Linked DNA regions of Homo sapiens: all the other regions are linked to region 3. A link is a loop called in an ENCODE intact Hi-C map of the cell type or tissue named here. Cell type or tissue: A673. All regions are shown on one strand. Region 1 overlaps AGBL4 (AGBL carboxypeptidase 4). Region 2 overlaps AGBL4 (AGBL carboxypeptidase 4). Region 3 has its middle 13 kb from the start of LINC02808. Region 4 overlaps AGBL4 (AGBL carboxypeptidase 4). Region 5 has its middle 28 kb from the start of ELAVL4.

Region 1 (5,000 bases), 1.4 Mb before region 3:
AGAGGTTGGGGACTGCTGGCTTAAGGGTTTCTGGATCCAAGTAGATTGTCATGGGATTTTCATACCCGTGGAAGAAGGGTTGGTTTCGAATCTGGGGAAAGATAATGAGTCCTGTTTTAAAACACATTTCAGGTGCCTGAGATATCACAGTGGAGATATCAAGTGGGAAGTTGGAGGAAAGATTGGGAGTTCAAGAAAAAACAAAGTAGCAAAGCACAGATTTGAGTGTCTGCTGCAGAGAAATGATAATTGAAGCCACGAGAGGGGATCAGATCATACAAGAAGGCTGTGGAGAACGAGAAGAGAAGGCAGCCTAGGACGGAACCCTGAAGAATTCTAAGATTTGAACATTAGATAAGAATTGCTAACAAAACTGACTGGAAGGGTGTGGTGGAGGAGATAGAAGGGCACTCAGCAGAATGCTATGTCACAGTAGCCTATGGAAAATAGTGTTTCCAGATGAAGAGGATGGTCAGCAGTGTCATTAAAAAAACAGAACAGCATTTGCTGACCTTGACCAGAGAAGCTTCTGTAAAGTTGAGTGGGGCAGATGCCAATCTGTAAAGGATTGAGGAATTAGTGTGAAATGAGGGAGTGGAGGTAGCAAATATAGTAAATTCTTTTAAATAACTTTGTGAAAGAAAAGTCAGCAAACCTAGAGGGGACATGGGGTTAAGAAAGTTATTTTTTGTTTTATTTTAATATGGAAGAGACTTTACCAAAGCTGATGTGAAGGCAGTTCTCCTTCATAACACAGGCATGTAGTTAATACTATGTTTATAAAATGTTCTTTTGTTCATTCTCTCATGTCCTAGAAGCCTTGTGAGTTGGGTGGAAGAAGGACTGTTAACCAGTTTTTTAGTTGATGTTGTTAAATAGATGAGGAAAGTCAAGCACTAAAAAGAGAGACTTTGCCTGCACTCACCCAGTAGGTTAGTGCAGAGGCAAGACAAGTGTAGTGCCCAACACTGTCTGACACATAAGGAAGAGGAAGAGGAAGAGTTCAGGGTTTCTCAGAAAATGTCAGACTTTGAGCCAAGAACTTTCATATATCTCAGTATTTCTCTACCCAGGCTGCACATTACAATCACCTGCAAAGATTTAAAAAATATCAAAGATCTGACCCCACACTAAACCAATTAAATCAGTCTTACACTGGAAGTCCAAATTCCTCTGTAAAGCAGACTGATTCGTCCGTGAGGAAATCTCTATCGTGTTATTTTTCTGTTTTACTTATTTGTTATTTATTATTACCTGGAGTATGAAAAAGAAACATTTTAGCATGACATTCAAGACTTTGTACTAACCTCTTCAGCTTCATCTCTTCTAATCCTCACATTCCTGAAGATACTACCCATTCTCCCCACATTTCAGCCTCCATAAATCTTTTGTTGCATTTGGAACATGCTATGGCTTTTTGTACCACTATGCCTTGGTACATGCTGTTCACCTTTTCTGTTGCTGGTGAAGTCCTAGTCATCCTTCAAGGCCAGCTCAAATGCCACTGTCTTTGGGAAATTTTTGGTCTTCTTGACTATACAGGGACAGTTAATTACATAGTTATTTGTACTTTTGGAACATTGTCCCCACTCCTGTAGCACAGAAAAGTATTTTCCTATTTGTTTATATCTCCCATCTCCAGCCTGTGCTAGCTTTGAGCCCAGGGACTGTCTTGGTCACTGTGATATCACCAATATGTGGCATAATGCTTGGCACTTGTTAGTGCTCAATAAACACTAAAAAACGTGGTTCTCATAGTGTGTTCCCTTGGTCAGCGGAATCAGCATCACCTGGGAACTTGTTAGAAACGTAAGTTCTTAGGCTAATCCCAGATCTACTGAATTAAAAATACTGGGAGTGGGGTCTAGCTCTCCAGGTGATTCTGACGCATACTCAAGTTTGTGAACTGCTGTACTAAAGGATAGAAGGAATCAAAGAGGATTTCTCTGTGAGAAACAAGAGGGAAGGTCTCCCAGGGAAGGAAGCCTTTGGATTGGGCCTGATAGGGGTAAGATTTAGATACTAAGAAATAAAAGAAATAAAATAAAAAAAATTAAATTTTTCTCTCTGAAAGAGAAAAATGTAAGAACAAAGCAAGGAGATACAGAAGTATAGTGCATGGTCAGGCAATGCTGTTGGGCCTAGCTGCCTTGAGCCTAGAGAGAGTGGAAGAAAGTAAAGGAAGATCAGTTTGTTAATCAGCAGCTTCTCTCACTGGCCCATAAGTTCTTCCACAACAGGAACTGTGTTTGTTTTAGCCATATATCCTGATATCTGGCCCAGGGCAAGGGCTTAGTGAATGTTTGATGAATGATTGACTGAAGGCAGCTTGACTGAAGAAGAATGTCAGAGAAATAGACGTTCTGCGAGATCAGCCATATCATGCAACTGTTCCTGAAAAGGAAAGTACAGGGAAAATGGTTCCCCTGCAGTTAGAGCATAAACTTTCCCATCTGGCTCCATCTAGTGTCCTAATGGGCAGATTTCTGATCTAGGACATCTCTAGCCACAGAGGAAACATGCTCTACTCACTTTGTTATGCTGCAGGCACAGGGAGGAGAGGGAGGCGGGGCAACTGGGGTACTCAGGCCCTGTGCTTACTCCACAGCTTCAGATTGAAAACAACTTTAGGTCTGAGATTTCTTGATATTTCTAATTTGCTTATTTCAGTTAAATTTCCTGTAGTTCCGTTTTTTGTGTGTGTGTGACACACACACACACACACAGATACCTTTCTTGCATTTGATGTTTCCTTGTTCAAAAAAACCTGTGACTGATGAGAGACAAGCCTTGCTGATGCCAAATTCCAAAGGCTGTGCACTCAGAATCTTGAATTTCCATATCAGGGCATTTGTGACAGGTTTTGGTCATGTTCTGTAACCTCCACCAGGGGGTATCCCAGACTCTAGCAAAGTAGCATGAAGCCTAGGACTTGGGAAGGGGTCGTTTTTCTTTAAGGGTGATTAATAAATTATTGTCAATGCCTTTGATAAGGATTGAATGAGTGCTATTCTAAGGAAATAATCAGAGATGCAAAGAAAAGAGGTTGGTAAGAAATACAGTGACTGATATGTTGACTTGTAGAATTAGCAGCAATTTAAATTTAAATTCTATTTGTATAAATTTTCTATAATGAATGTTTATATTTAAAATATGAAATTACATTAAGAATTCAGCAGTAGCAGAAAAAGAAGGAAAATGTTAGGAGATGAAGAGAGGGATATTAGTCATTTTGGGGAGATGCAATCAAGTAGAAAATATGTAGTTCTAGTAGTTTGGGAAAACGTATTTTGCCAATATTACCCAGTATAATCCAGGACCTGTTCTTATTGCTGACCAAGAGGTCACATATTTGATGTTTTAATGAACTATTTTTTAAAGGATTAATTTATTTAAAATTATTATTTATAAAATACATTTATTTAAAAATAATTCCTACTTTTAAAATAATTAAATAAAATTAATTTGTACTTCGTTAGGCAATTTAGTTTTCAAGACCAAGATGCTACCTATGAGACAATAGATGTGTAGGCTGGTTGAAATGTTTAACCAGCTAAGCTGGAGGTAGAAAAAAAAATCACACATTTTTGATAATATTTATCCTTAATGAGCCCTCTATGAATACATCATTTACCTAGCAGCTGTACTATCCCAGATATTTTCACATAAATCTCACAAAACTCCCATGAACAAATCTTGACAGATATGCCACAATCCTTTTGCCTAAAAGAACACTGTCTCAAAACTGGCAGGTCAAGAAAGATTTGCTGGTACTTCTTAAGTGCCTCAAACTGACATTGTGCCTGTCCTCTCACAGATTTATATCAACAAATGTTCATAATGATATTTTGATATAGATGCTGTTAGCTTTGTTTTGTATATGAAAAAATTGGGGCTCAGAGAGGTGAAATGACTTCCCTAAGGTCATACAGCTAGTACACAAGTAGCAAAACCTGGTTGAAACAGATTTGTCCACTTGCAAACCCAGGTACTTCCTACTATATTCATCATTTTTATAGGGATCACCTCCAGGGGATGATTAAAAGGATAGAGGAAGAGAGGCAGTGACTGAAGCTCTCAGGAAGCACCACTGTGGCCCAGCTTCTGCTTTGCACTCCAGTGACCTTGAGGTTGAAAGGGACAAAGGAGCAGACTCCCCTGATGCTCCGTGATGAGTCAAGGGTAAAGGCAGCTCTCAGGGAAACAGCTGGCCTTTCTCCAGCAGCCAGGCCTGGGAGATAAACAGATCAATGCGGACACTCACCTCCACCTAATGAGCTAATGGCGCAGCCGGGGCACTGCCTTATTGGATTGCTGGTCGTGCTGACAAGCCTAGAGTTAAGCAGGTCCACTGCAGGGGTGGGGGCCTCATTATCCCCCAGCTCCTAGGGAGATCCAGTTCCTTCATATGAAAGCTAGGAATGCCTTGTTCCTTTATTTGTTTGTTCATTCGTTTGTTTGTGTGTGTTTGTTTTTACTCATTCTCCTATGACAATGTTGAGATTTGATAGGATGATGTCAGTGACCTTTCTGCTTTGTGGACCAAGTGTCACAGATGACGGAAACAACTGCCCTCCAAAGAGGCAGCCTGGTGTGTTGCTGCAATGGGCTGAATGTTTGTGTTCCTCCGAAATTTATGTTGAAATCCTAACCTCCAATGTGATGGCATTATGAAGCAGGGCCTTTGGGAGGTAATTAGGTCATCAGGGTAGAGCACTCACAAGTGGGATTAGTGCCCTTATAAAGGGACCCCAGAGAGCTAGCTAGCCATGTTGGGATACAACAAGAAGATGGCAGTCTGTGACCTGGAATAGGCCTCTCACCGAAACCTGACCATGCTGGCATTGTGATCTTGGACTTTCAGCCCCCAGAACTGTGAGAAATTGTTGTTTAGATGTCACCCAGTCTATGGTACTTCCATAGTAGCCTGGACTAAGACAGTTGCTAGGAGCCCTCACCTGGGCGTCAGCACAGCTGTATACCAATTTCATAGTGACTCA
Region 2 (5,000 bases), 1.8 Mb before region 3:
GCACATAGTAGGCAAACAGTAAATCTGTCTCTTCTCTCGAGAGATTCCCAGCTTTCTAAAACTCAGGCGCCTTCCTCATGCTGTAAATGTTGTGCATTCCCAGAATCCCAGACATCCACTCGCACATACTATCACTAAAGTGCTTAGCCAAGGGGATGTGTGCTTGAGATTTTCCAGTCTGCCTTAGTGCGTATAAGTAGGGGTCGACTACAGTCACACTTTCTTATGAGGGAACTCAAAAGAAGAATCCTCTTTTGCTTTAAAACTGGTCATCTGGCTTCGTGTGCCTCTGTAGTGGTGCAGACAGTTCTCCATCCAGGCAATCAGATGGCCTCCCAACCACCTGGTCAGCAGATCCCTGACTTATTGGGATCCCCATGAAGCGAGCACACAGAATTGTAAGGCGTAATAATAGATATCATCCCTTACCAGGAGCCAGTCACGGTGTTAGGTACTGACATGCATTAGCTCATTTAATTCTCACCACAACCCTGAAAAGTTTGTACCATTACTTGTATTCAACAGATAAGATATATGAAGTTCAGAGCAGTGAAGTAACTTGCCCAAAGTCACACAGGGCCTGGAAGTGGCAAAACTAGGATCTGAAACCAGACATGTATGATTTCTGAGTCTGAGTTCCCAACCACTGAGCCACATCAGCTCAAATCCCCGCATTCCTGGCCTTTGCCTGACCCTGCACCACTTAGTTGTCCTGGCTTTCTCCATAGCTGGGCTGAAAGATGTGATAGTCTCAGAGGATGGTGTGAAGGATGCACTTTACTCACATTTGCCTTGGTGTAGTGTCTAGCTAGACTTCAGACAGCTGCGTGCTTGCACTGTGTTTTGGGACTGTGCCCTTGGCATTCATCAGGGGACACTATGAGAGGCATCCTCATGACACTCATGTTGGCATCTGCTGAAGGAATGCTCTTGAAGCCAGAGGCCACTGCCTCCTACTGGGCCCCCACATGGATTCCCAGGTGAGATGTTTCTTTAAGAGCTCAGGGCTAGGAAATGCCTTTCATTGCTTTATTGTGGCAGGTGCTTTTGTTATAATTTACCACAAGTGATAAATAAATGAGCAAGCAAATTAAAATAACTGGCCCATGGACACATCCACCAGGATGTCATGTGGGCCTCGGGAGATTACTTTCTCACCACAAACCTTTCCTGTAGGACACACTGGGAACAGAGACTCCTCTGGGCATGCTGACAACCTCTGGTTGTCCCTTAACTCAGTTCACAGTTAATTCAGCCCCTCATCAGACACTCAAACAAGAAGCTACTCTGTCCTCTCTTGGGGAGGCAGAAGTGACAGACAGTGAACCCCAAAAACAGTTCCTTCAAGGTGAAGGTCAAGTCCCCAATTTATGAAAAGCTCAATAGGTATTACACTATTTGAATCTGAATCTGAACTATGGTATGAGGAATGGGGAAAGTGAAGGAGGGAGAGAGGGAAGGAAGAATTGGAAAAGAACAAAAGAAGGAGGCAGCAGAGTGGGGCTGAAAGGGATATGAGGAAGGACAGGGACTACCGAGCCCCTGCCCAGGTCAGAGGCCACTGTAAAAGGCACTGACACAGGTCCCCTCATTCAATCCTCAACATCAGTTAAGGTGTCAGAGCACAAAGCATTGCTCAAGGTCATCGAAGTGGAGAATACTTAATTCTCCACTTAAGAGAGGACAGAGTGGCTTCTTGTTTGAGTTTCTGATACTAAATATGTATTTAGTGCAATGCATTTCCACTATTCGCCTTGAGAGAGGGAGCTAAGGCGGAAGAAAAAGAGAAAAAAAAGTGGAAGAGGTGGGAGGAAAGAAGGGAGGTTGGGTGGGGGGAGAAGATAAAAAGTGGAGAAGGTAAGAGAGGGTGTAATAAAGTTATGTGCAAATTGTGTGTGTGTGTGAGTGTGTGTGAGTGTGTGTGTGGGAGAGAGAGAGTCAAATAGAAAGACAAAAAGACAAAAATGAAAACAAAACGGGGAATGAAAGAGGAAAGAGAGATGACCTATCAGGGAAGAGGAATGCTATGCAGAGAGAGACCTGGGAGAACTGAAGGGGGGGTGCGTCTCCTGTCTCCAGCCCCACAAAGATAGCTCAAGCCCTCCAGAGCATAGGTCTTAGCCCTGACAAAGGACCAGGCTGCCTTCCAATCCTCGATGTGGAAGGGAGCCTCTCACAGCAGCCATGCACCCTGGGGGCCAGGAGAGGGCACTTCAACCTCAGGCAACTGCAACAAAGCCGCAGCTTGTGGTCCCCCAAAGACAAGTGGCAGAGGGAAGGAGCTGGAGAGAGTCCAGACTGTTGCTCAGTTCAGTGGGTTACCAGCCCTGTGGCCAGTATCCTTCTGATGGAGCTAGGTTCTGATGCACATCCCTACTAACACAGGCTGGGAATTAAACTGACTTGGGTCCTCTGTGGCTGCCTCTACACCGGCCCAGCGCCTCCTCTAGGCCCTGCCCCTGCCCCTTCCCTATTCTAGATCTTTCTGTCCAATAGAGCAACATGCTTCCAACTTCTCCCCAGCCCCCTCCTGCTCTTCCCCTTCACCAGGAATCATCCCTTCTTTGAGTCCAGGGTGAAACGGTTTTCAAAATCATTTCTCGCTTACTATGCCATTTGATCTGCCCGGATATTTACAAGGTAGGTGCAGTAGGGAGAGTGGGAAACTGGCACAGATGAAGTGTCAGCTGTCTACATTCACATTAAAAAATTAAAATCACTGGACTTTCCAGTTCTTAAATTCCATGATGAGAACCCAAGTGTCTTAACTCTTTATCATAACATATTTCCTCAACACCAGACTAAGGAGGGCTAATATATGCTGTTTCTAGCAGAGCATCAAATACCAAATCCCAGTCACAGACTGAACCCTGGCTTTAGTCACAGATCTTGACTGTAGACTGAGTCCTGAGACTAATCCTAAATGAATTTGTCCTGGTAAAATTTCCAAACTATGCACGTGAGGACAGAGATTTCTATTGGGGTATCAGAGTACTCTGAACACACCTTTAAGAAAGCTGTTATTTAAGAATCTGAAGAACCTCTTAGGAATCTTAAGAACCCTTCATGGAAGTTTCCATGAAACCTATAATCCAAACAGATTTCATCTCTTCTGATAACCTAGGAATTTATTATTCAGATTTCATCCAACTGGGTACTTGGCTAGTAATAATAATAATAAGAGCATCGTTTATTGAGTGCTTATTATGTTCCAGGTAATCTATTAGGCACCTGAGAATTTGTTTTGCTTCCATCTACTCAAAACAACACTGTGAGGTAAATATAATAATCATTGTTACAGATGGACAAACTGAGGCTCAGAGAGATTAGGTCACTTGCCTAAGTTCACACAACTGGTAAATAGCAGAACCGAGATTTGAACCCAGGTCAGCCTGGCTCCAAAGACTATGCTTGCTTCATTCTATTATTAACGATGGCATCTGTTATATCTCAGCTATTAGCTTCTCAATCATATGGCTGATTTCTTCAAAGAAAGTGTCTTTTAGTGGAGCAATCAGAGGATTTAATATCAGAAGAAACAAGTTCAAGCTTCTGTGAGGATATTGCCCCACCACCTATGCACTGTTCCACCTGGACAGGCTTCCTCTTAATCCAATTCTGAGTTTCTGTACTTCTAGAGGCTGAGACTGGTCCTGGCTTAGGATACGAACACAGAGACAAAATGCACCTCCTTCTCTGACCCTTGAATTCCTTGTTTGTAAAATAGAGATAATAATACTCATCTCTACGGATTGCTGTGGGGATCAAATGAAATGATGGTTCCGAATACACTTTATACACTGATGAATGCTGTTTATTTCTGGATGGCTTACCCAGGTCTTGGCATTCTGCAGGAGCTTCATAAATACCATAAAAATATGTATATTTTTTTCTTTTCTTTTCTTTTTTTTTTTTTTGAACTGACATCCAAGCATCCTTTACCTCCTCTCTCTCCTCTCCACTGACTCATGGCCAAAACTGCATGGATTGAGAGCAGTGGTCCTGACCTCCTCCTCCCTCTAAGTTCCAACTTGCATCCCTCCCAGCCACAACTCCCACCTCCTGTCTCTTGAGACATATCAACAAGCCAAGCACGGCCACAACCCCAGCTAAAGGCCCTTGTCTCAGACAGAGTTGGCAGCTGCCTCCTCTTATTGGCAGCACATTTATCATCTTAAGGAAAATATTGATGGATAAGAAATCCCAGACAGGCAGCATGTCTTGGCTGGGCATGCAGCCTGAAGTGAGGTATGAGATGCTAGTTTTAGCGTCTTTCTGAAAGAAAGGGAGAGTTTGTGCTCCTGTAGAGAATGGCCCTGTGGCCCCAGGGGTCACAGCAAATCCTAAGATGACCATGTCCTACACGTAGTCGATGTTCAATAAATGTTATATCTAAATTAAATAAACCCTTTGAATGAGCCTGAAGGATGGAGGCCCTTTGTCCAAACCCTTCATTTTACAAATGGGATCTCGGGCAGGGTAGTGATTTGCTCGAGATCACAGCAAGTCAGCAGCAGAGACTGGATTAATAAAGTATGTGGCTCATGAATCTCACATCAAAATACTGTCCAATACCCAGTATTCCACTAGGAGATATCCCAAACTTCTGGCCAGACAGTATGATCTGACAAACTGGATCTGGGCTCCCGAGGGGAATCAGGAGGAAGGAGATCCTTAGATTTACTTTCAGAGCCGATCTCCCAGGAACACATCCTTTTAAAGATGAAAAGAGTTAGAAGGGCAGGCGGGTGTTACTTGGTGAGGTGCTGTGGCATTTACTTACGATATGTTCACCTATCTCCAACTGACCCCATTCAACTCATCCTGCCCGCTGCTGCCACAGTGACCTCCAGGCAGCACTGGTGTGGTTGTGGGTCACTGGTGCTTCACTAGCTGGTTCCCATAGCCTTCTCCGGCCTCATTGCCTCTCACTCCCTAACTCACACCCAAGGCCCAGACATGTCCACAGGAGGAAAGCAGCTCTCTGGACTGGGCACAAC
Region 3 (5,000 bases):
GCTAGAAAGTGGCAGAGTTGAGATTCAAACCCAAGTGATCTGACTCCAGAATCCATCCTCTTCACCACATCCATCCTACCTTACTGAAGAAACAGGGCAGTCCCAAAGAAAAGAACTCCCCTTTTTTGATATTTATGTGTCCCCCCCACAAAACAAAAGGCCAAGTCCTGTCTGGTCCACCCAGAGGGAAATCAGCCCCATCTGCCTTCACAGACATCCAATGCCAGTCAACTTCTTGGACACTTATCCTTAACTATGGACAAAAGCCAAGGACCAGTAAAGATTAAAGAAGCCTCCAACCAACAGGAGGAGAGATGCAGAACCACAGAGAGACCACAATAAAGCAACCAAACAAAAGAGGGAAGCTGGAGGAGACAGAGATAAGTCAGCAAACCGGAGGGAAAAAAATCACTATTGATATCCTCAGAGAGATAAATACAGAGGCTGTATCTATGTTGTGGGGTGGGGGGAAGGAAGAACAGAGAATGAACAAGTATGATAGCTGAAATTAAAAATTCAGTAGAATGGTTGGGACATATATATAACGAAATAGCCTAGAGAGTAGAAGAGAAAGACAAGCAGAAGGGAAATACAGAAAAGTGAAAAGACACAGGAAAAGCAGGGCTGGAGGCCCAAGCTCCAACTCGCAGGAGTTGTGGAGAGCAAGCAGACAGAAGACTACTAAGGAAAAATAAAGTTTCACAGGACTAAAAGACAAGTTTCCACATTGAAAAGGGCCACCCAGAGCCTAGCACAACGAATGATAAAAGCCACCACGTGACAAGTTTTGTGAAATTCCAGAATTCCAAAGATTAAAAAAAAATCCTCAAAAACAGCCAGAGAGAAAGAAAAGCTGCACATAAGGAACATGAATCAGAAGGCATGAAGCTTCTCAAGGGTCACTCTAGGTGTTCGAGACAGTGCAAGGCACCCATGTATAAAGGAGAATGATTTCCAACCCAGAATTCTATGCTTAGCTGAATTATTGATCAAGTGCAAGGGCAGAATACGGAAAAGTCCACATGGATGAAAATTCCCCCACCCCTGCCCAATTTCTTAGGAAGCAATTAAAGTTTTCAAAAGAAGGGAGCAAACCAATAGAGACAGAGGACCATGAAATGATCCTGGAGAGACACCCTTGGACCAGAGGGTTCCTGCAGACAGCTGGGTAGTGCAGTTTGGGAGGGAGCATTCCTCAAGGCAGAATACCGAACATGACAGAGGAGGTTTTGTCGGGAAGCTATAGGATGAGAAGCCGTGGCAGTTTTGATACAGGTTTTGGGAAAACTAACAGCTACATTTTCTTAAAAGGAATGCTGATCACTGAATTACCTAAAAATAGTGCTTCAGATATACCGGGCATGCGCATGGGGCTGGAAGACAGCTAATTCCTTATTTATTCTAACAGGGAGACAACAGATAAAGTCTAGCGTTGGTAAATTAAGAAATCGCAGCATGAGCATATTATTTTGAAGTATGAGGGTAAATGCCAGAAAATACAGGTAAAAGTGGCTAAAGTGGTTGCCATCAGAGTGCAGAACTGGGAGGATGGATTGGGTGAGGCAGGAGATGGCTGTTTTTCCATAAAGAAGAAGCCTTTCCATTTGCATCCAGCCTGGGCCTCAGATTTCCTGAAGCACTTTCACATACAATATGAATTGGTTTCCTCAAGAACCCCCCATTACAGAGACAGGAAGCAGAGGCCCGGACAGAACAGTGACCGCTCAAGGTCACGCAGCAAAGCCTGGGCCCCCAGCGCTGGTTTGGTAGACCCCATCCCCACCCCGCCACCCCGTCACCCCACACCCAGAACCACACCCAGAACCAGAAACCAGCTAAAGGCCAGCTGGGGCGCCAGACGACTCGCCCTGCCCCGTCGACGCCCCAGACGGTGTTGCCGACCTCCGCCCCGCAGCGCTGGTGTGGGCGCGGCCGGACCTCACTCAGCCTGCACTGCCCCGCGCCGCTCGCCGCGTCCACACTGTCCTTGGGAGGACGCGCGGGGAAGCCGCGCACGATGCGGCAGCGCCCCCTGCCGGGCTCCGGGCGCTCCGCTCCCAGCCGGCTCGGCGAGTGCTCCGGGAAAGGGGTCCGGACCCCACACGCACTGGGTTCCAGGACAGGCTCTCGCTCGGGCTGGGCCGACTCTGGCCCGCCTAGGCCCCGGGCACGCTGCAGTGAAGGCGGTACCCTCACCACAGTCACAGAACGTGTCGGCTGCCCGCGCGTCCTCCCAAGGACAGTGGACGGGAGCTGGGGCTGGAGAGGGTAACGACCTGCCCAAGGTCACACAGCACCGCAGTGGCACAGCCAGGACTGGCACCCACACCTCCCGCGGAACCTTGCAGGGGCCCAAACCACCTGGGTTCTAGAGCTCCTTGAACTGGCCTCTTGGGCTTTAGGGAAGAGCTGGGGACGAGGGAATGGGGTGGGGCCACACCACATTAGCACGGACCCTTGGGTGACTTGGGCGGAAGACGGGGCGTCAGGGCCGCCTGCGCGCGCGTGACCTCCAAGGGTCCTTCTGGCGCTCCTCCGGCGCTGCGTGCGGCGCTGGGCTGCGGCTCACCCGACACACCGGCGGCAGCCGCGGCTGCCCCCTACTGGCGGAAGGAAGAGTCGCCGCTCCGGGGCCCTTGGCGGCCGCCGCTCTTCGCGCCTCCTTGGCCTGGCTGCCACCCTTCCACCCTCGGGGGAGACCCCGCGCTCTGTGCTCACTCGGGGAAGAGAGGCTCAATCACGGCCTGGACCAGCACTAGGGACCTAAACGCTCTTCTCAGTGTGCGTGAAGCCAGGTCCTCAAATCCGCCTTCAGTAAGAGCAGCACAGGGTCGTGGTTAAGAGCATGGACTGCAGAGCCCGACTGCATGAGTCCTGGCTCTGCCTCTCCTCAGCTGTGTTACCTTAGGCAAGTTACCAAAACTCTGTGTGTCTCAATTTTTGCTACCACAAAATGAAAATAGTACCTAATACATAGACATTGTATGTATGTGAACGCTTAATTTAACTGCATAGCAACCCTATGACGTTGATACAGTTATTCCCATTGAATGATGAGCCACAGACAGGTCAAGTAACAACCAAGTTTCCGCAGGAAATAAGTGGTGGAGTTAGAATAAAAATCCAAGTAATCTGGCTCCAGGATCCCTGCTTTTATACACCATGCTAGACCCGGATGGTAATAGAACCCACATTTTAGGGTTGTCCTGAGGGTTCTATGAGCTGACGGATGTAAAGTGTTTAGAATGGTGACTGGCACACAGTAGGCAGGAGGTAAGTGTTCACTGAGCACCTACTGTGTGGCAGCACTGTACTAGGCACCTGGGATACAGCAGTGAGCAGGCTGATCCAGCCACACCCTAGTGAAGCTGCCAGCCTAGAGAGGCAGACATTGAACAAGCCTGACAAACATTTAGGGTGCCCTGAGATTGAGGATCCCAGGTCAGAGGGTGGCCCAGACCCATACCCAGCCACTGACAGAGGGCCAACCTCAGGGAAGAATCCAGTACAGAAATCTCAGAGTAGGAGACAAATACCCCAAGCTGAGAAAGGCACTCAGAGGAGGTGCCTTCTGACTTGAGCCTTGAGAGCTAAGGTCTTTGCCAGGCAGAGGTGAGATGGGATAAGGCCCCTCCTCTTGCAGCCATTCACTCTGCCCCCACCTGGAAGTCCTCAAGTCCCCCCTTCTAAGGCAGGAATCGCTGGCGAGCTGGTTTGGATCCACAAGACAAATTATCTTGGTTTAAAGAACCACTCCCAAAGCCCACAGAGAATATTTTTCCAGGTGGGGGAGAGGTGTGATGAGGGGAGCATGAGGCCCCAGAGAGATTAACTCTAAATGGGCCACCTCAGGAGGCAGAGAACTCATCCCCATCAAGGTGGACAAGAGGCTGGAAAGCCACCTGCAGGTGTCTTGTGGGGGCCTCCCTGGGCAGCCAGAGCAGTGGAACAAGCTAACTTCACTGGTTCCTCTCTGTGACAAATCAGATTGCCCTTTCAAAATGTCCTTGTTGATGCCCCTCGGAGGGCTGCGTGGATCTCAGCCGCTCTTCCCCCGTGCCAGCCAGTTTAATCAGATGGCTTTCCTCCAGACTCCTGACTGTAGCCTGAGCTTGCCAGAGAAGGGAGATGTTAATCAGGTAAGGATGGATTCTAGGAAAACAAACAGGAGAACTTTGGTGGGCTGGACAAGCAGCAGACATTTGTTGAGCCCTTCTTTTGTGGCAGATCCCTTACTAGATGCTTTACATTTACGATTTTATTCTTAATCCCCAGAGCAGCTGTGTGAGGCAGAAGTAGTATTTATTATTCCCCATTGTCTATGTGATTGAACCAAGACTCCGGAAGCGGCAGAACTTACCCAAGGTCACAGGGCTGGCGAGCAGCAGAGGCAAGATTTGAAACCAAGTCTGGGTAACATTAGAATGGGAATCTTTTCCACCACATTCCAGTGTTTCCTTAGAGGAGCCTGATGCAGGGTAGAAGCGATGGGGGAGCAGAGGGTTGGGGAGAAAAAGATGGAGGAGGGGTTTTTGCCAGGCAGGCAAAGACAAAGAAATGCAGGTTGGAAGGAGACAATGTCTCAGCCAAGGTCTTCATTTTCTCCCTAGGCCACATAAAATCAGCTGGGCCGAGGCCTCCTCCCTCTGCAGGGTATTTTGAAAACCACCCACCTCTAAATTTCTTCTGTTCCTGTGCTTTAAAGTTCCTCTAAAAAGTTGGAATAAATTTGCCTGTCTTTTCTCCCAGACAAATGCAGAGGAGGAAAACAAAAAGAACACGTATTTTATGAACGCAAATTTGGGACAGTGACACCTCCAATCATTATTTTATGGCATGATGATATACAGTAATTAGGTGTCAAGAGTAATCTATGGCCACAAGAACAGAGTCATCTCTGCGAAAAAAAATGCTCTTTCCTCCCAGAAGGAAATCTGAGTGTGGAGAGGGAGGGGGCGGGAACTGAAGCCTGCAGAAGGCAACGCACAGCTGCCTACTGG
Region 4 (5,000 bases), 1.7 Mb before region 3:
TAAAGTACTAATAACGGTGCTTGTCACATGGTAAGTCCTCAATTAACTGTGGCTATTATTAGTCATTCTACATGTGTTTCTTGAGCTCCCAGTCACTCCCTCCCCCAGGAAGCCTGCTTCACCCCCAGGCAGTGAGTCACTCTCTGCTCTGTTCCCTCCCAGCCCCTTCTGCTATTATAGCAATTGCCCAGCAGTATAATAGTAATTTGCTTCTCTTTCTGTCCCGCTTTTCCCCTCTGGTGACTCTGAGCTTTTTGGGGGCAGAAGCCCTGTCTTATTCATATCTTCCTGGCACTCATTTTCTTTGTCTCAGACAGAGAAGGGCATTTTGACATGGTTGTTTTGATGTAACGGTTTTGAAATGGCTGCATCTAAATGTAAAATTGGTTTGGAAAATTACTAGGTACTGTGTGAAACAGACCCCCCCGCCACACCCATCGCATGTTGGATCTTCAGTGTCCTTCACTCCCACCAATTCCTTACTGTTCCTGCCATCCTCATCCCCAGCCTTGACCCAGAGCCCACCCTGAGCCCAATCTCTTCCCTCTCTCCCCTCCCTAGACCCCCTTGACAGAAGCGGAGCTCAAGGATGGGGGAAATTCTGGGATGAGAAGAACTAGCCTGAAATGTCTCCATGCCACATTATTTGCTAATGTTTTTTTAAGAAGTTGAAGGTGTGATGGTTTATTTTCTCAGCTGTGTCAAAATGTCCGCATATCAAAATAGGTGAGTCAGAGCAGCCTCATCAACGTGGCTGAAACAAAAGGACAATGTCAAAAAGATATGAAATCTGCATGGGAAGCCACCTGGCATGCAATAGTCCTCAATAATGGATTTTAAAACATCCATCATTGTAAGTGGATTAACAAGCAATCAGCTACACTTAACACCAACTCTCCTGTAGCAATTACTTTTTGTTCCAGTGAGGAGGATTCTACCACCATAAAAATCAGAGGAGTTAAGGATGCTGTCTGATATCACACAGCAGTCACAGAACAGTGACCATTAGAGCTGAGTATGGTCTAATTAATGTCACCATTTACAACCAAGACTCTAAGACAAAAAGTGATTTGACCAAGGTCTCACAGTGAACTGGATTTTTACATGTTAGATCAGAAACATTTGAGCAGTTCTTATATAACTTCTCCACCCTGTGCCCTAAATTCTAGGCCATGCCATCACCAGCGAATGGAATCTTTCTTGAATAAAATAAATTATAAAAATTTAATTCACAGGATATGTTTCCAGAGGGTGTTTTTATAGAATGCCATTATGTGCTCCTCGAAAAAACTCCTAGGATAAACCTGGATTCTTTCTACAAATTCTACCTCAGGTTATACCTGGGGTACATGGAAGTAGAGCTGGACAGACCTGGGTTTGAAGCTGTATGGCCTAGGTAAGTGGCTCCGCCATGGTTTCATCAGAAACTAGGTAAGGAGAGATGTATAAATCACAGTGCTCCACAAAGGTAGCTTTCAGTATTACTGATTTCAGAAACCTTCAGTCCTACCTTCCACCTTCTGGCAGAGCCATTCATTTAGAAAGGCTTGAGTGGGGGGTCTGAAGGTCTGAAGGTGCTGGCAGGTGCTGCAAGTGTGACCTGAGAACCCAGAGGTGAATGAGCATAATGGTAACAAACAGGGACTCAGGCACAAGCGCAGTGACTGCGCTGCTCTCTGAGTGTGTGAGCCCAGGCAAGTTACTTCACTTCTCTGTGCTTCACTCTTCTTGTCCATAGAATGTGGATCATAGCAGACTGTCTCACAGGAACGCCCTCAGGAGGAAATGAGGTTGTATTTGTAAAGCACGTAGAATAGTGCCTGCCACATAGGAAATCTGATATAAATGTTTACTGACTAATAGAAATACCTGATTAAGAACACCCAGTCAGGTGCTCTGCGTCTGCAGAGGGGAATGCTCATCTTGGGCCCTCCCTGGTGAACCATCCTGCAGAAACAGGCTCCTGTGGACAGTTCCTTCACGCTTTCCCCTAGGTATGTGAGGCTAATACACTGGCAAGAAACACGGTTTATTTTCTGTTTCTTAACCCTGGCTGCTTATTAGAACCATGCAGCAGCTTTGTAAAAATACTGATGCCCAGAACACCCCACTGACTGCCCCCACCAAGATTCTAGTTCAGTGTTCTGGGGAAGAACTCCAGCAAACTGTTCTTCTAATTTGCATTGTGGCTGCAAATTGTGCAGCCACAAGGAGAAGAGGACCAGTGGTCTAGTGTGAGCTTGGCCCAGGCTCTCTGCTCCCTGGGTCTCGGTTTCACCATCTGTCATAAGAAGGGGCGGAGCTAGGTGGTCTCTCAGTCCCCTCCAGTTCTAAAACACTTAAGCTCAAGAGGATCAGAAGCCCCAGTAAGTGGCTGGGGCTGGCTCTGATAACACCACTTTGGTCAGAACAACAGGCAAGGGTGTGGGGTGAGTAGACAAGAGAACATGCCTACATCAAGCAAATAATTTTTCTCAGACACAGTCTTTTCCTTGGAACAGGACAAGAAGTACCAATATAATAGACGTGCAGTGTCTCAGGGAACTCACAAAGCTTCCTGCAAGTAGATTGGATTTGTAAGAAAACGTAAGCTGCATGCATGAGGAGAAGGAGAAAGACATTTTTCAAAGGATGAAGGAAGAGGATTAACATATTCGCCACCACAGCAAAGAAGGGGTCCAAATACATGCATGTCAGGGTACAGATCCAGGCTCCTAGGAGGGTAGGAGAAGGGAAAGGAAGGGAAATCTCGGTGGTTGAGCACCTGCTCTGTGCCAGGCGCCAGGGGGCGCATTACTTATATAAGCTCATTGGATCCTGCCAGCCTTGCAGAACGGCTGGCACTCTGATCTCTGTCCTGCAGGCAGGTTAAAGAGCTGTGCCACTGGCCCCAGTCCACATGATGAGCAGCTGCGACGTCAGTCTAACTCCAAAACCCTGCGCTCTTCCCTGACAGCTTGATGCCTCACTTATCCAGAGCTTCCTGTCCTTGTAACGTCACACACCCAGATCACAGCAAAGAGCCAGAAGGAAGCAGAAAAGCCCCTAGAACAGTGCAAGCCAGACACACAGGGACCACAGTCAGGGTCCTGTCAAGCCTCAGGAGAGGCCTCCCAACTTTTTGGGGACACTAGGGTGATGGGGAGATACCTCCGGATTTCTGGAAAGAAGGGGCAAAGCTCATTGTTAGAGAGCTGGTCCACAAACACAGAGGGATGCAGAATGGGAACTGGTAGGCTACTAGGAGACGGGGGCCCTCCCAGGACACAGTTTCTGACTGCCTGACACTACGAACACGTCATCGAAAGGAAGCAGGTGTCAGTTGGCTGTGCTGCCGAAGTACCTCGGGAGCTCTGATGGGGCAGTGACAAGCCCAGCCTGTCTGTCAGGGACAGGGCAGCCTGACAGCGCTAGGATGGTCAGGCCTTCTCAGCACAGCCAGCACCACGGTGGGGTAACTGCACAGCTGCTGGCCACAGCCAGGGGACCTGCCCTCACCCATCCCGCCGCCCCCGCCCTTCTGCCCCACCTTTGCTCTCTCCAGTTGCCTTGTGGATGTCACTCAGCTTCCCCTCAGCTCTTGATTTGAGAGAAGGGCCAGGGATCATGCTTAGGACCAAACTGGCTCCACAGCACCCCTCTCTTTACTTAAGGGACTGAGGGGGAGAACAACACCTGTCAGAAAAATCCCAGTCCCTTCCACTCACACACATCTTGAGAATTTCCCCGGAACCCATGCCCTCTCTTTGCTCAAGGTCAGAGCCCTGACCACAGCCCACAGTGGACTGAGCTGACCCGGGCCAGATTGGGATCTTAGCTGTCTCCCTCCACACATGCCCTCTTTTGGCACATAGTAGGTACCCCATATGTGAATGTTGAAGTGGATGGAGAAGCCCAGCCTGCTCACTTTAAAGCCATGCCTTCAAATAGCACCCAGTGACTAGCTCTTGCGTTTTAATGGTGCAAATGTGGCAATAACAAAGGTGGTAAATGTCTATTTGTCTTCCCATCTTCTAGCAAGGCCATTCTCCAGTTCCTGAGTTCCCCATGGTGTCCTTTCAAAGCCCTTCTCTTTAATGCCAAGTGGAGGAGTTCCAGACAGCAATTTGCATTTTCAATTCTAGAAATCATTAATATTTTAAAGCTGCCAGCACCATGGTTTATTAACACACATTTCCTACCTGCTACTGTTAAAGGGAAACTTTCTGTTTGAGAAAATTTGAACATGGGGTGATTTCCCAACTTTGGTTCAAACTCTGCTCTCAACCCCTGCTCTTAGGACCACATGGTCTAGTGTGGGAGATGGATATGCAAGTTGACAGTGGAATTCTGAGTGCTCACTGAGTTGATTGAGGGAAGCACGGGGTACTGGGGAGCCCAGAGGGAACCCCCTGGCTCAGCCTGAAGGGTGGGCACAGGGTTCTTAGAGGAGGGCTTCTGATTTTAGGGTAACATTTGTACAGATTGTGGAAAGAATGTAAGAGAATCAGAAGGCCTGTGCATAGACACTGGCTTTTGCAACTACTTTGAGTTGTCTTGGCAATAGATTGAGGTTAAGATCAAGGGTCTCTGAGTCAGACAGGCCTGGGTTCAAATTCCAGCTCTGACACCACTGGCTGTGCAGCAATAATCATGGCTAATATTATTTGAGCTGTTACTGGGGTGTCAGAGAGAAGGCTGCCTGACAGGCCTAGGACGATGAAGCCTGCTCAGTACAACCAGGGCCACAGTGGGGGTGATCTCAATGGGTGACCACAGCCGTGGGAACCTGCCTTATCTATCCTCTCCACCTCTCCCTCCCAGCCCACCTCTGCACTCATCAGTGTGGGTGATTTCTTTTAATTCTCACAACCACCCTGTGGGGTCATTCTTGTCACCCTCATTTCACAGAGCAAGAGACTGATAATCAGACTCACTTGCTCCAGGTCACATGGCTAGCCAGTGGATAAGCCAGGATTTGATCTCCAAGCACTGAGTTCTTCTGCTCCTTATTCCAGAGG
Region 5 (5,000 bases), 250 kb before region 3:
GTGGCCCATTTTACAGATGTCAAATTCGAAGCTCACTTACAAGGTAGTCAGTACCAGGGGAAACTGGGACTGAACAAAGGGAACAGAGGTCTGACTCCAAAGCCAGTAGGGCTATTTGGATGGTCTCAAGGTTCCTAGGTGAGTGGAACTGGAACATTCAGTTCGTCCTACTGTCTGTCATCTCTAACCCCTTTGAGGATACGATCTCTCACTGATCTGTGGCAGAGGTAGAGCAAGTGAAAGAGGAAAGGTGCCTGTGGTGCTTGCAGTCTCCCTGGAATGTCTTCTGTGCTCTCCCTGTGCAAATCCCACATCCTGCTGACACCACCCTCTCTTCTCCATTCCCGTGCCTATCACATGTGCGTCTGTTGGTGGCCATGCAGGTTATGGCTGTTTATGTTTGTGATGCTCCTTCCATTGTGAGCTCAGAAGGGTTAGACCCATATTCATTTTTCCATCTCCTACCTGTTTGAGTTTCCATTGAGTACCATCCATTAAATACCATCTGCTGGATCTGAGTTCTAGTTATTATCCATCTCTCATCAAGTGATGAAGTCTGGGTGATTCATTTGCCATCTAAGATGTTCAGTTTCTGCAACTTTTAATTTGTAATTATTTATTATTATTTTTTAGATGGGGTCTTGCTTTGTTGCCCAGACTGGTCTCGAACTCCTGGGCCCAAGAGATCCTCCTGCCTCAGCCTCCCAAGTAGCCAGAGCTACAGGTGTGTGCCACTACACCTAGCTCTCCATCTTTAAAACTGGGATAATAACTGTCACAAGTTGTATTCCCCAGGAAGTAGATTCTGATGTAGACTAGCATGTAGGAGATTTATTAGGGAGCGTTCTTGGGATCATCACAGGGGAAGAGAAGGGAAGGAAGCAGGATCAGGCAAAGGGAGAAGAGAGGTTACAGTACATTTTTAATGAAGGCCTCAGCCCCTTCCATGAGAAGCTCTGAAGCTAAGATAGCCTTTCAAAATAGTCCTGAGTCAGGGTGAGGGTGTCAGGTCTTTATACCCTATGTTGATCACTCACTGGATGTGGACACCTCAAGAAGGGGGCATGACCTTGGGAAAGACAATTCTCTCAGTCAAGGCAGTTTCAAAGAGAGTTGACAGTTGAGGGTTGTCTAAACTAAAGTTATTCTGTTTCAGAGGAGGACTTGGAAGGCATCACAGCCTCCCAGTAACCCAAGAAACCAAGTTGGTTAACCCAGTTACTCAAGTAACAACTTCACAGGAAGGTTGATACATGTAAAAGCATACTGTAAGGTGTTAAACTTAAGGTTTTAGTTGTTGTTAATGTTAAAAGTAATATTACTGGGGCTGGGTAAATACTTCTTCAACTGAGTTGATTCTGTGTTTTTAGAGCAGCTTCTCAATAAAACTCATGCAGTTAGTATACACCCTTGTTTTATTCTTCTCACTTCCCAAAGACACCCTTCTCCCTCTCTCTTTTGTTATTAAGCTCATCTTAAACGTGCGTATGCCATCCTATTTTAAAACCTCTAGGGTTGGTTTGATTTGATTTCCTTTCCACTGAAATGACTGTTCTGAACTCTGACCTTAATCTGGGATGGTTAGAACAGCTGGAAGCACTTTCTTGACTGTCTATCTATCTTCAGACTTTATATTCCATACAGTCTCAGAGAAAGTTTAAGTGCGGTCTTTAAACATTGCTAACATTAACAATTCCCATCAATGAAGTTAACTAAATGTAAATCAGTACTGGCACTAGCATTCCCAACTTTGTACTGATCCTGGATAGGCTTGTAAGGCTCAGACGTCAGAATATCTTAGCAGAAGCTGACAACAGGAAAAATGAATGTTCTAAAGATCAAGAATATTGAGCAACTATGAGTCAATTCCAGGGACTAGCTGCTTATAGAAAAGAACTGTGTATGGGAGTTCAAAGGTGTAATATGTTGTTGATTTCACACACACACACACACACACACTCACACACATACTGATGTGGTCAGGCAATCATTCTCTGAATTCCATCATCATTTGATTTCTCTCAAATATATATGTGTATATATTTCTAACTCACAAATCTCATTGTGTCATTTCCCTGATGAAATATCTTCTGTAGCTCCCTGACATCTCCATCAGAAAATCTAAAGTCTTAGCAAAGCTCTTATGTTCCCTAAATATGCCAGAATTTTTATGCTGCTGTGTCTTTGGGCATGTCGTTTCCTTTCTGCAGAAAGCTTTCTCATTGCTTATGCATCCTTCAGGTCTCAGTTCAGATGTTACCTCCACTGGACAGCCTTCCCTGGCTTCCCCACAATGACACTTGCTGTTCTGTGCTGCCTTTCCTCCAAGACAGTGAGCTGCAGGATGGAAGGAAATAAATTCGTGGACTAGTTGGAGGGGTGAGAAGATCAGGGTAGAGAGAGAATGGGAGAAGTTATATGCAAAGCCTTTGTACTTAAAACTTTCATCTTGCAGAGTCGATACTCGGTTATATGTATCTCTAAAAGTGTGACTTAATATATCTGATATTTCATTTTGTTCTTGGCTTTAAGAAGAACCAGAATCTTTTGATTCAAGGATTAGAAGAGCTTCTAAAGGTAGGCTTTCTGACAAAAGGAAAACTTTCCCCTGACTGCCCTCTTGTGGAGGTGCCAAAATAGCCCAAAGATGGCAAGTCCATAAAATCATCATAAACCTTAATTGAGAGAGCAGTTTTCTGTACTGTCTGTTGTACTGGTTAGTCAAGCTGCCATATGCATATAATTACATATTTTTAAAATTTGAATGTGGCAAGGCATGCCCCAAACTGAATTCAGTTTGTCTCTGGTAAATCAGATGGTTCTTCAAGAATACAGAATACCCAGAGTGAAGGTTATGAACAGCACATGGAGACAGGCCACATGTGATTAAGAGCGGTCTCTGGTGGATGAAGTGCTAGATGCACACTAGCTTTCACTAGCACTTTAAGTTCCATTTCCCCTAGGCTCATGCCATGCCTAAGAATCATCTGCTGACCTATGTTAAAATGCTGATTTCTGAGCCATTCATCCAGATTCTGATTCAGTGTGTCTGGGCTAGAGCCCAGGAATCTGCCTTTAATAAGCACACCAGGGTGATGCTAATGGATGTAGCCCTTTTGAATCTTGCAGTGGGGATGGGTTTTATAGAGTCATTTACATGCTTTTCTACAACTGGGGCAACTTTCTTATTTTATTTTGAAAATTTTTTATTGTTATACTTTAAGTTCTGGGATACATGTGCAGAATGTGCAGGTTTGTTACATAGGTATACACGTGCTATGGTGGTTTGCTGCACCCATCAACCCGTCATCTACATTAGGTATTTCTCCTAAAGCTACCCCTCCCCTAGTACCCCCACCCCCTGACAGGCCCTGGTGTGTGATGTTCCCCTCCCTGTGTCCATGTGTTCTCATTGTTCAACTCCCATTTATGAGTGAGAACATGCAGTGTTTGGTTTTCTGTTCCTGTGTTAGTTTGCTGAGACTGATGGCTTCCAGCTTCATTCATGTCCCTGCAAAGGACATGAACTCGTCCATTTTTATGACTGCATAGTATTCCATGGTGTATATGTGCCACATTTTCTTTATCCAGTCTATCATTGATGGGCATTTGGGTTGGTTCCAAGTCTTTACTATTGTGAACAGTGCCACAATAAACATACATGTGCATGTGTCTTTATAGTGGAATGATTTATAATCCTTTGGATATAAACCCAGTAATGGGATTGCTGGGTCAAATGGTATTTCTGGTTCCAGATCCTTGAGGAATTGCCACACTGTCTTCCACAGTGGTTGAACTAATTTACACTCCTACCATCAGTGTAAAAGCATTCCTATTTCTCCACATCCTCTCCAGCATCTGTTATTTCCTGACTTTTTAAAGATCGCCATTCTAACTGGCATGAGATGGTATTTCATTGTGGTTTTGATTTGTATTTCTCTAATGACCAGTGATGCCTTTTTTCATATGTTTGTTGGCCACATAAATGTCTTCTTTTGAGAAGTGTCTGTTCATATCCTTTGCCCACTTTTTAATGGGGTTGTTTGTTTTTTTCTTGTAAATTTGTTTAAGTTCTTTGTAGATTCTGGGTATTAGCCCTTTGTCAGATGGATAGATTGCAAAAATTTTCTCCTATTCTGTAAGTTGGACTAGGACAACTTTTTATAGAAGTCATGATTTTACCTATTCTCATCTATTGTCTCCATTAGAGCACTCTTTTTAGAACTTATGCCTTGATTTTTGGCTTGAAAGACATGGTCTTCATTTCCATACATGAGATTGCTAGTAAGAATTAGGCATTTGATCTATAACTATGGAACAGACTTTCTTTCCTGTCTCCTTTCCTCCTTCCCTCCTTTTCTCTGTAGCTACCTACCTGTCTGCCTAACTATGTACCTATGTACCTACCCACCTGTATTTACAAACCAACCTTCATTGTGCCTTGTACCCAGTGAACCAATGTGAACTTCAGAAAAGCCAGCCTTTCAGAATGGGGATTACCCTGGGATTTTGACCTTTTTGATAGGGAAAGATGAAAAAGCATTGGCCAGGAAGTTTAGCTCTCCTAGAGAATAATACCAACAGCCATTTTTTTAAGATATGGAGTCTCACTCTCACTCAGGCTGGAGTGCATTGGCATGATCATAATGCCCTGTAGCCTCAAACTCCTGGGCTCAAGTGATCTTCCCACGTAATCCTCCTGAGTAGCTGGGAATACAAGCACACAACACTTTACCTGACTAATATTTTTTATTTTTTTTATTTTTTGAGACACTGGGTATTGGTTTGTTGTCCTGGCTTGTCTCAAACCCCCAATGTCAAGTGATCCTCCCAACTCAGCCTCCCCCAACTGCCATTTCTTGAACACCTGCCAGATACCAGGCATTCTATAAGACTTTTTAGGTACATTATTACTAATTCATCAAAGTAGTTCACAGGTGAGGAAATTGGAAGCTTAAAGAGGTTATGTACTATGTAAGTCATCTAGAGTCTTTAAGGTT

The links. Peaks named below come from ENCODE experiments on the same cell type or tissue, not always from the same donor. Only the 100,000 strongest peaks of a DNase experiment are listed, where the experiment ranks them.
Region 1: a loop joins it to region 3, with 12 times the contacts of the local background. A loop is called at or near these places in 13 of 110 quality-filtered maps.
Region 2: it touches region 3 in a loop (2.9-fold over the local background); 13 of 110 quality-filtered maps call a loop at or near these places.
Region 4: it touches region 3 in a loop (3-fold over the local background); 28 of 110 quality-filtered maps call a loop at or near these places.
Region 5: it touches region 3 in a loop (2.4-fold over the local background); 7 of 110 quality-filtered maps call a loop at or near these places.

What each region holds. Positions count from the first base shown.
Region 1 is chr1:48,913,841-48,918,840 of GRCh38, forward strand. All of the region lies in intron 5 of AGBL4 (AGBL carboxypeptidase 4), which reads right to left. Among named protein-coding and RNA genes, the nearest start is that of BEND5, 140 kb to the left of the region's middle. In A673, a CTCF peak has its summit at 2,873 (motif pointing right); DNase peaks (open chromatin) are centred at 2,501 and 2,891; H3K27ac peaks cover 802 bases.
Region 2 is chr1:48,570,635-48,575,634 of GRCh38, forward strand. The region is part of intron 11 of AGBL4 (AGBL carboxypeptidase 4); the gene reads right to left. Among named protein-coding and RNA genes, the nearest start is that of SPATA6, 100 kb to the left of the region's middle. In A673, a CTCF peak has its summit at 2,198 (motif pointing right); a DNase peak (open chromatin) is centred at 2,217.
Region 3 is chr1:50,331,144-50,336,143 of GRCh38, forward strand. No RefSeq gene overlaps it. Among named protein-coding and RNA genes, the nearest start is that of LINC02808, 13 kb to the left of the region's middle. RefSeq lists an enhancer at 1,745-2,245 and a silencer at 1,929-2,128. In A673, CTCF peaks have their summits at 2,050 (motif pointing left) and 2,609 (motif pointing left); DNase peaks (open chromatin) are centred at 2,048 and 2,568; H3K4me3 peaks cover 702 bases; H3K27ac peaks cover 402 bases.
Region 4 is chr1:48,674,726-48,679,725 of GRCh38, forward strand. The region is part of intron 6 of AGBL4 (AGBL carboxypeptidase 4); the gene reads right to left. Among named protein-coding and RNA genes, the nearest start is that of BEND5, 100 kb to the right of the region's middle. In A673, CTCF peaks have their summits at 2,768 (motif pointing right) and 2,976; a DNase peak (open chromatin) is centred at 2,786.
Region 5 is chr1:50,078,481-50,083,480 of GRCh38, forward strand. It overlaps a transcript of ELAVL4 not described here. Among named protein-coding and RNA genes, the nearest start is that of ELAVL4, 28 kb to the right of the region's middle. In A673, CTCF peaks have their summits at 2,657 (motif pointing left) and 2,862; no DNase peak of the experiment used is centred here.